Linked DNA regions of Homo sapiens: region 1 is linked to region 2. Evidence: read pairs that join two places in POLR2A ChIA-PET (ENCODE). Cell type or tissue: MCF 10A. All regions are shown on one strand. Links, peaks and the distances in the headings refer to the core of each region. The heading gives the core; the rest is flanking DNA.

The links. ChIA-PET counts read pairs that join two places held together with the same protein. Peaks named below come from ENCODE experiments on the same cell type or tissue, not always from the same donor. Only the 100,000 strongest peaks of a DNase experiment are listed, where the experiment ranks them.
Region 1: POLR2A ChIA-PET joins it to region 2 with 5 read pairs; 3 of 35 experiments call an interaction of 5 or more read pairs at or near these places.

What each region holds. Positions count from the first base shown.
Region 1 is chr17:81,405,071-81,409,448 of GRCh38, forward strand. All of the region lies in intron 2 of BAHCC1 (BAH domain and coiled-coil containing 1), which reads left to right. Among named protein-coding and RNA genes, the nearest start is that of MIR4740, 6.5 kb to the left of the region's middle. RefSeq lists an enhancer at 518-1,072 and a silencer at 4,039-4,333. In MCF 10A, for the core only: no CTCF peak of the experiment used is centred there; no DNase peak of the experiment used is centred there.
Region 2 is chr17:81,721,189-81,725,566 of GRCh38, forward strand. No RefSeq gene overlaps it. Among named protein-coding and RNA genes, the nearest start is that of SLC25A10, 11 kb to the left of the region's middle. RefSeq lists an enhancer at 1,279-1,820. In MCF 10A, for the core only: no CTCF peak of the experiment used is centred there; a DNase peak (open chromatin) is centred at 2,663.

The sequences.
Region 1 (4,378 bases), core at 160-4,159, 320 kb before region 2:
TTGTTTTTTGAGACAGTCTGGCTCTGTCTGCCAGGCTGGAGTGCAGTGGCACAATCTTGGCTCACTGCCTCACTGCAACCTCTGCCTCCCTGGTTCAAGCCATTGTCGTGCCTCAGTCTCCCAAGTAGCTGGGATTACAGGCATGTACCACCACGCCCTAATTTTTTGTATTTTTAGTAGAGACGGGGTTTCACCATGTTTCCCATGCTGGTCTTGAGCTCCTGAGCTCAAGCAATCTGCCCACCTTGGCCTCCCAAAGTGCTAGGATTACAGGTGTGAGCCACCGTGCCCGGCCTCTGGTGTCTTTTGAGGCAGCAGATGTTTATATATAGCCACTTCCCAGGAGTTTTAAACATCCACCCTGGGGTTGGAGTAAGGGTAACTCCCTTTACTCCCTCCTCTTCCTTGGCTGTTTCTTAACTCAATCTGCCTCCCCCGCCCCCAATCCTGGCAGGGCCTTCTAACTCCCAAAGGACTATATTTCCCAGAATACCCTGATCTAGCTCCAGGGTCTGAGCCCGAGACTGTCCATGTCCCTGGGCTGGGAATTCCCAAGCACAGATAGAGTTCAGCCAGTGCCGCTGGGAATAAATACTTTCCTGGTGGAAGAAAGCCTTGCTCCATCGTGCCCCCCTGCCCTTCCTTCTGGAAGAGGCTTCTGGGCCCCCCGGTCTGGCTTCCTCCCTACCATAAATACCTGAATATAGGCCCATAACAAATGGGACCTGTCCTCTGTCCTCTGCCCTCTGGATCCTGTGAGGCAGCTACTGTGATTGTCCTGGCCAACGCCCCACCGGAGAGTCTCCCCCAACCCCCTGAGCTCAGTACATGGCATATGCCCTCTTTTGGAGTGGTCTTCTCAGAGGGGCCTGGTTGCCCATCAGCTGCTGTGGAAGCGATACAGGGACTCCTCCTGGGTAGCAGCAGGGCCAGCCTCTGCCTAGGGAGTCCCTCGAGAAAATACCGCCCAGCCTTTGGGGTGCCCCCTTGCCCTCCTGACACCCTCAAACAACAGAAGCTGCCTGCCTTCTTAATGGGTTCATCCTGAATGAGAGGTTTCCAAAAAGAAGCCCTCCCTCAAGACAGGCACTGCCTTGTTCCCCTGAGGAGGGAGGCAGGCTCGTCCTGGCCTGTCCAGGGGAGGGTCCGAAACCCTTGGCTCCTGGACAGCCTCCTTGAGGGGAGATGGCCTCCCCTTGTGTCCCCCACCTCGCAGACGTGCTGTGAATGGGCTTGGACTCAGAGCACGCCCCTGTCTGTTGGGTAGGTGGGTTACTTGCTCTGCATTCCCCCTCCCAGCCCCCGCTCCCCGCCCACCTGGGAACGGCTTCCCTGGGGTTCCCCGGTCCCCATTAACCTCTGGGACCTCATTTCCCCTCACCGAAGACACAGTGTAACAAGCAAAAAAAACATCAGAGCCAGCGTGCAGTGTCTGGAAAATCACCCGCAGCCCAGGCCCTTCTGCAAAGGATGGGGCCTGGAAGGGCCTCGGGCGTGGGACCGCACTCCGCTCGGGCTCCGCCCGCTGACGTTTTTATGGGATAATATACCGTTTCGCTCACGCAGGCCTATTTGTCAGTGGGCTGCCCCTGTTTGTTGTAATCTATAATATTACTGCCTCCCGTGGCCCCAGAGCAGCTGCCGCGGGAGAATCCAGGGATGGTGGGCGCTAGGTGTGCGCTGAGGGGATGTGGTGGCAGGCGCTGGGGGCAGGCGGCGCCCAGGTCCTGGTTATGAGGTCGGCGCGGGGTTTGCAGCGAGCCTCGGGTCTGGTGGGGAGGCGTCCAGCGCCCAAGCTGGGAGCCAGCCGGGCTGGCATGCTGCAGCTGTCCACACGATTAGGTTCCCGATCGGATCAGCCAGGAAGTGGGTTTTTTTCATTCTGACCTGCTGTGGCGAGGAAGGGAGGGACAAACAGGTGGGCTGGGTTCCTGCCTTCCCTTCTCTCCCCTAGGATCCCCCAAGAAAAAGTCCAGTGTCTTGAGATGCGGGGACTCTGAGGCTGGCCGGAAGTGCTGCCCCTCTCCGGGGTCTGTGGGAGACCCACTGTCACTTGCAACTGTGAGGAACGGCAGAGCAGCCCCTTGCCCCAGCTCAGTGCAGGGACATGGTTTTCCAGTGGAAATTTCCAGAAATGGGGGATGGGTGTGCTTCCAATAGGGTCCTCTGAGCAGCAGGCTGGGCTCCCTGAAGCGGAGGGTGACATTGGGGGGCAGTGCCTTCTTGGGGTACCCCACCAAAAAAGAGAAGCCTTAGCCATATTAAGTAAGAAAGAAACCAGCCTGCTGGCGTCTTCAAGGGAAGTCGGGTCTCAGTGCGACTCCCTCTCTCTCCGGTCCTTGGAGCACAGTTGAAGCTTTGCTTTCTTCCCCTGAGACTTCTGCAACCAGGGGCGCCTCCTGTTCTTAACACATGGCATGGGTGAGAGTGAGCAGATCCAGGGAAGAAGAGATGGGGGATGCCCAGACCGGAGACCCAAGAGACCTGAGCCCAGGATGGGGGTGCCATGGTGGGTGGGAGAAGGGGCTGCGCTGTGGGGCAGGTCCCCTCTCAGGCATGAACAGACATTGCCGCCTGGCAGGGGTTTCCTGGCTCTGTGGACGTAGAGCTGTGGCCCCCTCTTGGGTGAGGCCCACTCTGCAGACCCCAGTAAGGATATCCCAGCGGGGTCTAGCCACAGGTTCACTGACCAAGCTCACAGCTGCTCACACTCACAGATGTGGCAACATACACCTGCTCCTGTGTGCTCACACCATGAGGCAGGTGTTCACCTGCACACACACACTCACACTGTTCACAACTGGCCCACAAGGAGTCCCACTCCAGTGGCCCCTGGGAAAGCCAGGTTGCTTAGTGACTGGCACGGGCACCTGTCTGCCCCCTACGTCCTCCCCAACTGCTCCATCCTCCGTCTCCTGGCTCCTGGTTCCTGGCCACCTGCAGGAGGGAGCAGAGCCCCAGATCCACATGACCCTCTGTGGCTCAGCCTCCCTTCAGCGCCTTCCCCGGCCCCCTTCCTCCTGCTGCCCCTGTGTGGCTGTGGACCGTGTCCTCGGGCTCCAGCTGAACTTGGCCTTGCCCTTTCCTGAGCTCTTGCTCGGCAGGAGGAGGACATTCCCGTCAAGATCAATTCCAGTGCGTGGCGAATGCCTCGGGGCCAGGTCTGGTCCCGGGCCTGCCCTGAGGCTGTCTGGTTGTCCTGGAAGCCGCTGCCTGCATGGGGCACTGCTTCCTGTCCTGTGTGGCCACCTCCACCCCAGGCCTCTGCGCCTGGGGTCCTAGAGGTTCCTAGATGCTCGGCTACCCCAGGCCCCACCTGCCTCCCACCCCCCAGGCTCCCACCCTGCACCCCCACCTCTCAGCTGCCCTCAGTACCGTCTCTGCCCACCGTGCCCTGCCCCTCCTGGGGCCTACCCCTGCCTGGCCCTTTACTTGGGCAGCTTCTACAATCCCCAGTGCCTGCCCCTGCCACCCTGGAGTTCTGATCCCGGCGTCACATCCTCTCAGAGCCCCCGTGTGACTCTGCCTAAGTGGAGAGGGGTCCCCGACTGCTCCATGCCCACCTCTCCTTTCCTCCATGCCCCACACCAGCTGAGCTGTTCTTGGCCTGCAGCCCTTCTTGTCCCCTTCTATGACCTCCCAGCCCTGACCACCCACCTGGGTCTGTCCCACAGAGCCTGGCAGCAGCCCCTGCCCAGCCCCCCTGGCTGGCTTGTTTGGGGCCAGTGCCTTTCCCCTGATATCAGCCACCTTTCCTGGGAGACTGCAGGCTCCTGAGTCTGGGGGTGGAAATGTCCTTCTGTCCCTTCCTATCCCCAGAGCTGGGCTGAGCCACACTGGCCTCCGTCTCCTGCCCCAGTGCATAAGTGCCCATCCACGCTCAGGTGACGCGCACAGGCACGCGTGTGTGGGTGTGAAGAGCTCTGCTTTTCCCCTAGGATTTCACCCCCACACCGGAAAAGATGAACGATTAACTCTGGGAAAACTAAGTTAGGAGGTGGCAGTGGTGAGAGACCCAGCCAGGGTCTCTGGTCTCTTTATTAAAAATCAAGGTGTTCCCCCCACACTGGACCATGGCGTGGGGCCACAGGCTGCGTGGGCACCTGCCTGGGGGACATGGCAGCATCCCCTGGCCTTCGTGTAGCATCTTCAGTTGTCATGGCGGCTCCTGAGGCTGTGTGCGCTACACCTTAAAGGGTGTCAGAGCCCAGGGGATTGGCAGATGGCGCTGTCCTCTCCTGATTAGCGCCACACGAGGTGGTGGGAGACAGAAGTGGGGGTGGGGCTCCTGTCCCCCGAAGGCTGGAGCTGCGCCGGCTGAGTGGCCTGGGGAAGGGGGGAAGTGCGTGTGAATGGAGGGAGGCAGCCCACAGCTGTG
Region 2 (4,378 bases), core at 202-4,201:
GGAAGGGAACAAGACGGTGAGGCTGGGGTTGAGGGTCTCAGACACAGGATCTGGCTCTGTCATTCAGACTGGAGTGCAGTGGCACGATCTTGGCTTACTAACCTGGGCCTCCTGGGCTCAAACCAGTCTTCTACCTCAGCCTTCCAAGTAGCTGGTGCTATGGGCGTGCACCATCATACCTGGCTAATTTTTGTATGTTTTTGTAGAGTTGGGGTCTCACAATGTTACCCAGGCTGGTCCCAAACTTCTGAGCTCAGGGGATCTGCCCATTTTGGCCTCCCAAAGATGCCCTTTTTTTTTTTTTTAAGACAGGGTCTTACTGTGTCACTCAGGCTGGAGTGCAGTGGCGCAAACAGCCTGTAGTCCCAGCTACTTGGAAGGCTGCGGTGGGATCCTTTAAGCCTGCAAGTTCGAGGCTGCAGGGAGCTATGATCGCACCACTGCACTCCAGCCTGGGTGACAGAGCGAGACCCCATTTCAAAAAAAGAATGTAATGGTGGGCCGGGTGTGATCTCTCATACTTGTAATCCCAGCACTGTGGGAGGCTGAGGCAAGATCTCTTGAGCCCAGGAATTCGAGACTAGCCTGGACGATATGGTGAGATCTCCATCTGTACAGAAAATTTAAAAATTACCTGAGCGTCATGGCATGCACCTGTAGTCCCAGCTACTTGGGAGGCTGAGGTGGGAGGATCACTTGAGCCCAGGAGATTTAGGCCACGATGAGCCATGATTGCGCCACTGCACTCCAGCCTGGAGAACAGAGCAAGACCCTGTCTCAGAAAAAAAAAAAATCTTTGATATCCTTGAATATCCATTCAGTGCTCAAGTTTCTCTGACTGCCATGTGCATTTTGTGAAGAGCTGGTTTTGTTTGAACTGGGGACCAGTGGGAGCTCTGAGGTTTGTACATGGTACCCAGTGCCCAGGTTGGAAATTCACACCCAGGGAGTGGCTGGGTAGGTTCAGGGGGAAGGCTGCTGCTTCCTGAGAAACCAGGTGGTTCAGAAAGGCAGCTCTAGCCAGCAAATCCCAAAATCTGCAGATGGAGGGACCACATTCTCAGAGCTGCTTTGATGGGAGCCCTGGAGGAAGCGGCCATCATGACAGGGCACCGGGGCCACCCCAGAGGCTGGCATCACCCCCAGCCCCTCCCTGCAGTCAGCCCCACTGGGACAGTGCCAGTCAGGGGATGAAAGTGCCCAGTCTGGTTTGGCAGGGCCAGGCCTGGCAGTGGGCCACCACAGGGCAGGGTGCAGAGGGTGGGGTGGGAGAGGAGGCCAGTGGGCAGGGCTCCTTACCCACCCTCCACAGAAGCCACAGCTCCCCAGGTCCAGGGCACAGGCCCAGGGTGGGGGTAGGTCAGAGGGGATGTCAGTCCTGTGGTTTCATGGCCCTTAACCCACAGGCCCTGCAGGCCACCTGGTCCGAAGGCCAGAAGCCAGTCAGTTTCACGCTTGGGGGCCAGGGAGAGATCTGGACCCTGCTGAGTCAGCATTTCAGCAGTCACCTGCTGAGTCAGCAGTCATTTCCGTGCTTTTTTTTTTTTTTTTTTTTTTCTCTCCTTTTGGATGGATTTTTGCTCTGTCACCCAGGCTGGAGTGCAGTGGTGAGGTCTCAGCTCACTGCAACCTCCACCTACCAGGTTCAAGCGATTTTCGTGCCTCAGCCTCATGAGTAGCTGGGACTACAGGTGCACATCACCAAGCCTGGCTCCTTTTTGTATTTTTAGTAGAGACGAGGTTTCACCATGTTGGCCAGGCTGGTCTCAAACTCCTGACCTCAAGTGATCCACCCCCTTCAGCCTCCCAAAAGTTCTGGGATTACAGGCATGAGCCGCCGCATCCAGCCTCCATGCATTTTTTTAAGTGACTTCATAGTTTACAAAAAGTTACACAATAATCATTTATTGTCAAGAAATTTCAACAAGGATGCCAAGACAATTCAGTGGGGAAAGAAAAGTCTATTCGCCTGGCGTGGGGGCTCACACCTGTAATCCCAGCACTTTGGGAGGCCGAGGCGGGTGGATCATCTGAGGTCAGGCCAACATGGTGAAACCCCATCTCTGCTAAAAATACCAAAAAATTACCGAGGCATGGTGGAGCACACCAGTCCCAGCTACTCGGCAGGCTGAGGCAGGAGAATCGCTTGAACCCGGGAGGCAGAGGTTGCAGTGAGCCAAGATTGCACCACTGCACTCCAGCCTAAGCTAGAAGAGCAAAACTGTCTCAACAACAACAACAAAAAAACTTCTGTGCTTTAAAGGACACTATCAGGAAAGCGGGAGACAGCCCGCATAATGGGAGGAAATCTCTGTAAATCGTATCAGATAAGGGACTACAGTCTAGAACATATAAGAAAACTCTTACAAGAAAGAAAGTTGTTAATGGCACAGGATGGGAAAGAAGGTATACAAATGGCCAATAAACACAGGAGACACCACTCGGCATTATCAGTTGTTAAGGAAATGCAAATCCAAACCACCACAGATGCGGCAGCATCCACTAGGCTAAAATCAAAAGGACAGAAACTGAGCAAGTGTTGGTGAAGCTGTGGAGAAATGAGAACCATCCAGCGCTACTGGGAATGGAGGGTGGTGTGGCCGCTGTGGAATAGAGTCTGGCAGTTCTTCAAAGTGTTAAACACAGTTACCATCTAACCCAGTAATTCCACGCCTCTGTACGTACCCAGGAGGAAAGAAAACATGTATTTATAGAAACTTGGACACAAATGGAGATGGGCGTGGTGGTGCGTGCCTGTAGTCCCAGCTACCCAGGAGTCTAAGGTGGAAAGATCACTTGAGCCCCGTAGTTCAAGACTAGCCTGGGCAAGTTAGTGAAACTCCATCTCTACGAAAATTTTTAAGTATTAGCCAGGTGTGGTAGCGCACGCCTGTGGTCCCAGCTGTTCGGGAGGCTGAGGTGGGAGGATCACTTGAGCCCAGGAGGTGGAGGCTGCAGTGGGCTGAAATTGTACCACTGCACTCCAGCCTGGGCAACAGAGTGAGACCCTGTCTCAATAAACAAAGAAGCAAAATGAAAATGTAGGGCCGGGTGCGGCGGCTCACACCTGTAATCCCAGCATTTTGGGAGCCTGAAGCGGGAGAATACTGAGGTTAGAAGTTCAAGACCAGCCTGACCAACGTGGTGAAACCTTGTCTCTACTAAAAATACAAAAAATTAGCCGAGTGTGGTAGTAGGCACCTGTAACCCCAGCTAAGGTTGAGGCAGGAGAATCGCTTGAACCCGGGAGGTGGAGGTTGCAGTGAGCTGAGATCGCATCACTGCAGTTTAGCCTGGGTGACAGTGCGAGACTCCGTCTCCAAAAAAAAAAAAAAGAAAAGAAATGTAGCATTTAGGAGCACATACTGAGGTGGTAAAACAAAAAAGGGGAAACAGTCCCCATAAAGTCAGAAGGGTGTGGGTTGGGAAACCTGTAACTGGGAGGTGGCACCAGTGGCTTCTGGAAGCTTCTGGAACACTGGTTCTGCTCCCCACTATGGCCTGAGCGTCTGCCTTATCATCAATCACTTGGCTCTCCATATTTTCTTTTTTTTTTTTTTTTTTTTTTTTTGAGACGAAGTTTTGCTCTTTTTGCCCAGGCTGGAGTGCAGTGGTACGATCTCCAACCTCTGCCTCCCGGGAGGTATGATCACTGCAATCTCTGCCTCCCGGGTTCAAGCGATTCTCTTTTCTCAGCCTCCCAAGTAGCTGGCATTACAGGCATGCGCCACCATGCCCGGCTAATTTTTGTATTTTTAGTAGAGACAGGGTTTTGCCATGTTGGCCAGGCTGGTCTCGAACTCCTGACCTCAGGTGATCCACCTGCCTTGGCCTCCCAAAGTGCTGAGATTTTAGGTGTGAGCCACCACGCCCAGCCTGAAGCTCATACTTTAAAAATATTTTTTTGTGTGTGGCCGAGGGCAGTGGCTCACTCCTGTAATCCCAGCACTTTGGGAGACTGAGGTGGGCCGATCATCTGAGGTCAGAAGTTCAAGACCAGCCTCACCAACATGGAGAAAGCTCGTCTCTACTAAAAATACAAAATTAGCCGGGTGTGGCGGCCCATGCCTGTAATCCCAGCTACTTGGGAGGCTAAGGCAGGAGAATCACTTGAACCTGGGAGGCGGAGGTTGAAGTGAGCCAAGATTGTGCCACCGCACTCCAGCCTAGGGAACCACAGCGAAACTCCATCTCAAAAAAAACAAAAAATAACAATAATTATTATTATTTTTGAGATGGGGTCTCGCTTTGTCACCCAGGCTGGAGTGAGATGGCACAATAATAGCTCACTGCAGCTTGAACTTCTAGGCTGAAGCGATCCTCTGGCCTTGGCCTCCCATAGCCCTGGGACAGCAGGCATGAGCCATGGCCCAGCTGG